Linked DNA regions of Homo sapiens: region 2 is linked to region 1. Evidence: chromatin loops called from intact Hi-C (ENCODE). Cell type or tissue: IMR-90. All regions are shown on one strand. Links, peaks and the distances in the headings refer to the core of each region. The heading gives the core; the rest is flanking DNA. Region 1 overlaps FRMD4A (FERM domain containing 4A). Region 2 has its middle 24 kb from the start of SEPHS1.

Region 1 (2,913 bases), core at 289-2,788:
GACGCATCCGTGCTTAAGACATCGCAAAGTTTTCCTGTGGCTTTTCAAAATCTCAACTCGGAATTCCAGGCCCCCATCAGTCGGGCTCTTGGCTCACATGGTGCACACAGAAGGCGGCTGTGCTGGCCAGAGCTCTGCCCTTACTCCCCCTGCCCCTCCTCACCAGCCCCTGCCTGGCCAGATGTGCCTGCAGCTGGTACCCTGCCCTCAGGGCCTCCACACTTTGGTTCAAGCCCTTCCTTCCTCCTCCTCTTTGCCTGCCCACTGCTCAAGCCCCTTCAAGACCAGCCTCTCCCACAGCACCTCCTAGACTCACTGAATTTGCTTTTTCTGAAAGTCCTCTAGCGCACTGACGTGTTAGATCATTTCTTTCCTGGAGGCAGGGAATCATTTATTAATACATAATCTTTGTAGCTCATCTCCTTAAAAAAGTTAAGGCAGTTTCAAAATTAAAATATAGAGGAAGAGATTAAAAGAGAATAAACACAGCTCTGGGGGAAAAAAGCAGAGTAGACACCCGATCCACCCAGCAGGTATTTACAATGGACATATAGACCCTCATTCATTTTTTCTTCTCCAACCAATGGTTATCAAGCACCTACTATGTGTCGGCTGAGGATCTAGCAGCAGATGAAACAGACAAAACTCTCCCAGAACTCAGACCCTCCCACAGTGAATCAGATGCTTAGCATCTGTTGAAAGACAACTTAGCACTACAGCAGTAACTACATTTTGCTGTTTAGTGTGAAGCAGTCATTTGTTGGTGGTATTTAATGACGTTCAGACTTCACTCCATTCGTGTCTAATCAAAAGTGACGCATCTCTTCCCATGCAATCCCGCCTGCAGTGGAGGTTTGGCTTGCCCTGGTTTGGTTTGACTCGTCTTGACTTGTCTTGGCAACTGGGGAAGAGTTTCAGGGTTTCTCATCACAGGGGTGAAGGTGTGGGTTTGGCTGTGTGGCTCCAAGGTGCGGGTGGAGGGGTGTAGGGGTTCTGTCTCAGCCTGTGGGAAGGATGACCGGGGCTCAGTTCCTCTCTTCCTGTCTTTGTGCAGAAGACTCTCAGGTTACCAGCACAATATCCCCCCTACATTCTCCTCACAAGGGACTCCCTCCTCGGCCACCGTCGCACAACAGGCCTCCTCCTCCCCAGTCCCTGGAGGGACTCCGACAGATGCACTATCACCGCAACGACTATGACAAGTCACCCATCAAGCCCAAAATGTGGAGTGAGTCCTCTTTAGATGAACCCTATGAGAAGGTCAAGAAGCGCTCCTCTCACAGCCATTCCAGGTGAGCTGCATCGTGAATGAGGCCAAATGAGGCCTCCCTCTATGCTCTGGAAGAATCAAAGGGCCGTCCCAAGTAGCATCCACGGTGACAAAATCCACATCAACCTAGTTCCTCCCCGTGGGGTTTGCCTTTCACGGGGCCGTGCTCACAGCGCCCTCTGCTGCCGACACTGTTGAGGTACATTTTTGTGACTCAGAGAAATTGGGGCTTTGGCCCACAATCAACGTGATGGCAGATGGTTTGAATGCTGTTAAATTCCAGAGGAATTAATTAGGAAATCTCAGGCAGCGCTATTCTGAAATAGCAAGTGAAAGTCCACTCGGAGCAAATGCAGAGTGGTTCAGAACTCTACCCCCTCATCCAGCAGAATTCTCCAGCCAAGCAGCTGTAATCCAAGCTGTGTATTATCAGCTCATTACCGGGCTGACTTTGTAGGGAGGTTTTTTTTGGGGGGGAAGGCATTTTCGGTCTGCTTCTCTGTTTTTCCCATTTCCTTTAATCACCCTACCAAGCTCCAAGGGGGGTGCCAGGACAGGTAAATATTTGTTTCTTGGAAAACAAAAACTGTAAGGGCAGGACCGTCACACTGCCTGACACAGAGAAGGCTGACCAGGGTTTTCCTCTCATATTGCCTAGGTTGGGAGGGGGGAGGGCATACCCCCTGCTGGGGAAAGGCTGAGAACCACAGTAGAGGTCTGACCAAGCGAGGTGGGAGTCACGGGCGAGCTTTCCCCACATGCTGGGATCATTGTCCTGAACTAGCCAGCCCCCCAGGAAAGGTGCTGTCTGTCTGGCGGTGACCACGTGGCATCCTTGGCTTTGCAGCAGCCACAAGCGCTTCCCCAGCACAGGAAGCTGTGCGGAAGCCGGCGGAGGAAGCAACTCCTTGCAGAACAGCCCCATCCGCGGCCTCCCGCACTGGAACTCCCAGTCCAGCATGCCGTCCACGCCAGACCTGCGGGTCCGGAGTCCCCACTACGTCCATTCCACGAGGTGAGTCTGCCTGGCCTTCCTGCTCAGACCAAGCCTTCCTTTTTAAAATTGGGCATTGTCAGCCCCAAGCTGGCCCAAATAATGGATGAGCTACAGTCAGACCTGAACCTGGGAGGATAAATGAAGCGGAATAAAAAACCAAGCTGGCAGCAGTCAACCCCCGTTAGCCAAGAGACCCATGCACAGGGCACTTGGAGTCAGCCAAAGAATCCCCGGGCTTCTGGAGACAGGGAGCATGGAAAGTTTCCTAAGCAAAGCAGAGGCCACAGAGGCTGGCTGGGTTAGCATGGGAAGAGGTCTTCTATCTTTCTACTGAGGCCTAAATTTATACTGGACTTCCTTTAGTGCCTCAAAATGTAAATTCATAAAGAGCAAAAGAGCCAGGCAAAAATGAGGCTTCAGTGAATCACACCTTCTGTTTCTTTTTTTTTTTTTTTTTTTGAGATGGAGTCTTGCTCTGTCACCCAGGCTGGAGTACAGTGGCGCGATCTTGGCTCGCTGCAACCTCTGCCTCCCGTGTTCAAGCGATTCTCCTGCCTCAGCCTCCCAAGTAGGTGGGATTACAGGCACCTACCACCACGCCTGGCTAATTTTTGTATTTTTTAGTAGAGACGGGGTTTCACCATGT
Region 2 (2,913 bases), core at 329-2,828, 290 kb after region 1:
GTCAGGAGTTCGAGACCAGCCTGGCCAAGAGACCAATCTGGCCAATATGATGAAATCCCGTCTCTACTAAAAATACAAAAATTAGCTGGGCGTGGCGGCAGGTGCCTGTAATCCCAGCTGCTTGGGAGGCTGAGGCAGGAGAATTGCTTGAACCCGGGAGGCAGAGGTTGTAGTGAGCCAAGATCGCGCCATTGTACTCCAGCCTAGGTGACAGAGTGAGACTCTGACACACATACAAAAAATTAACTTCTTTGGGAAGCATACTTCTGGGTAGACATCCACTAAATGGGACTCGAAGCAGATCAAGGAAATTAATGGACATGATTTTGTTTTGCAACCCCATAAAGGAGAATAAATAGATAACCAGATATTATGTGAAAAATGCTTCTGTGGTCAAATGTGTTTCCAAACCTTGCCTGCCTACTATGACCTCCTCTTAGAGATGCACAACACACTTCCTGCTTATTAATAGCTCAGAGCAGCTTTGTCCAATAGAAATATAATCTCTGTCCAATAGAAATATAATGTGAGCCACAGCTGAATGTAACATTTTTGACGTGGGATCATCTAGGTACCCATCAACAGTGGATTGAATAAAGAAAATGTGGTGTATATACACCGTGGAATACTATACAGCCATAAAAAAGAACAAGCTCCCGTCCTTTGCAGCAACAAAGTCGCATCTGGAGGCCATTATCCTAAGCGAATTAACACAGAAACAGAAAATCAAATACTGCATGTTCTCACTTATAAGTGGGAGCTGAACTTTGGGTACACATGGACATAAAGATGGGAACAGTAGACACTAAGGACTCCAAAAGGGGGAAAGGAGGGAGGAGGCAAGGAGATAAGGGCTGAAAACCCACCTGTTGGGTGATATGCTCAGTACCTGGGTGATAGGATCAATCGTACCCCAAACCTCAGGATCATGGAAATATACTAAACCTGAACATATACATCCTGAATCGAAAATAAAAGTTGGAGACAGAGTTGAGACTCTGTCTCAAAATAAATTTATTTATCTATTTAAAAAAATAAAAAGTGTTGAGCTTTTCTGATCCTAGGGCCAGAGAGCAGCAGGGAGAATAGTGTTATATTCAGCTGTGGTTTCTGCAGTGATGCCTGGCGCCCCCACAGCATTTAATATTTTGAGAGTGTTTAGCTCTGTTAATTCCTGCCTTTTGCAGGATATAGAGAAAGAAACAGAAGCACAGAGCTGATGAGCTGCTCCTCCTCCCCTGGGCCAGAGCACAGACTCCAGCAACAGGATCCTGACTCAGAGCATTAGGTTATGCTGCCTCCTACCGGCCATAGTGGGGATCTGCACAAAACCCACAGGTCTCATCTGGATTAATACACAGACTTTTTTAAAGAGCGGGGAGGGGAATCTCGTCTAAATATGTCTGCAGTCTCCAGATTGAGAAATGCCATTCTAAATCAATCAAGTGACAAAGTTCACATATCAACCAAGCCTCAAATTCTAAGAGGTGCTTTTCATGGGAGACCTTGCAAGGCAGGGTGTTTTCTTTGTTCTCAGGATTATCCACTTTGTGTATATTTTCCACAATAAACCTCACAGTCATGGTGACCTTTTGCCAGTCACCTGTCTACTTGGCTTTCGAAGCTGTTTATAACTCCATTCTTACAGAAACATACTTTTCCCCCAGGTTCTGTGAAACTGTACTTATTTCTCTCCTTCACCTTATATAAGTTTCTGTCTTTTCCCATCTAGAACAGGGGAGGATATCATTGCTGTGTCTCAACACTCTGTCCTTTACACTTCTTTTTTTTGTTGTATTTTTTTTTAGACAGGGTCTTGCTCTGTCACCTAGGCTGCAGTGTAGTAGCACAGTCATACCTCACTGCAACCTTGATCTCCTGGGATCAAGTGATTCTCCCATCTCAGCCTTCTGACTGCTGGGACTATCGGTGCACACCAAAATGTCCAGCTAATTTTTAAATTTTTTTGTAGAGATGTGGTTTTTCTGTGTTGCCCAGGTGGGTCTCGAAATCCTGGACTCAAGTGATTCCCCACCTCAGCCTCCCGAAGTGTTGGTATGATAGGCATGAGCCATCAGGCCTGGTCTTAAAATACTTTCTTTTTTTTTTTTTTTTTAAATAATGATGGGGTCTTCCTGTGTTGCCCAGGTTGGTCATGAACTCCTGAGCTCAAGCAATGCTCCCAACTCAGCCTCCCAAACTGCTGGGATTAGAGGCATGGGTGCCCAGCCTTTCTTAGTTTTTTAAAACAAATAAAATGTGTGCTGGGCGAAGTGGTTCACGCCTGTAACCCCAGCATTTTGGGAGATCGACACGGGCAAATCACCTGAGGTCAGGAGTTCAAGCAGCCTGGCCAACATGGCGAAACCTCGTCTCTACTAAAAAGACAAAAATTAGCCAGGCATGGTGGTAGGCGTCTGTGGTCCCAGCTACTCGGGAGGCTGAGGCTGGAGGATCGCTTGAATCCAGGAGAGAGAGGTTGCGGTGAGCCGAGATCGCGCCACTGCACTCCAGCCTGGGCGACAGAGTGAGACTCTATCTTAAGTAAATAAATAAATAAATAAATATAAATAAAATGTTATGAAGTTCAAGCATAACCTCTACTTCTGGCTTTTCTCCCTCCCTCCCAAAAGTCAGAATATCATGCATTTTATGTGAGTCCTTCTCATTCTGGTCATAGATAAACACATTCAGTAAGTATGTAGTAGTATTATTATTTAGTGTTTTCAGATTTCACGAACGGCATCATATAATGCATTTTATCTTGCACTTGTTCTGTTCACTTAACACTATGCTTTTTAATTATAGTAAAATATACACAGCATAAAATTTACCATTTTAGGCCAGGCACAGTAGTTCACGCCTGTTATCCCAGCACTTTGGAAGGCTGAGGAGGGCAGATCACCTGAGGTC

What was found. Hi-C counts contacts between places; a loop is a spot of excess contacts. Peaks named below come from ENCODE experiments on the same cell type or tissue, not always from the same donor. Only the 100,000 strongest peaks of a DNase experiment are listed, where the experiment ranks them.
Region 2: it touches region 1 in a loop (4-fold over the local background); 4 of 110 quality-filtered maps call a loop at or near these places.

The regions. Positions count from the first base shown.
Region 1 is chr10:13,658,695-13,661,607 of GRCh38, reverse strand. FRMD4A (FERM domain containing 4A) reads left to right here. Exons shown (of 25, transcript NM_018027.5): 20 at 1,055-1,292; 21 at 2,118-2,285. Among named protein-coding and RNA genes, the nearest start is that of PRPF18, 73 kb to the right of the region's middle. RefSeq lists enhancers at 901-960, 1,291-1,340. In IMR-90, for the core only: a CTCF peak has its summit at 1,452 (motif pointing left); no DNase peak of the experiment used is centred there; H3K27ac peaks cover 1,027 bases.
Region 2 is chr10:13,370,457-13,373,369 of GRCh38, reverse strand. No RefSeq gene overlaps it. Among named protein-coding and RNA genes, the nearest start is that of SEPHS1, 24 kb to the right of the region's middle. In IMR-90, for the core only: a CTCF peak has its summit at 1,301 (motif pointing left); a DNase peak (open chromatin) is centred at 1,269.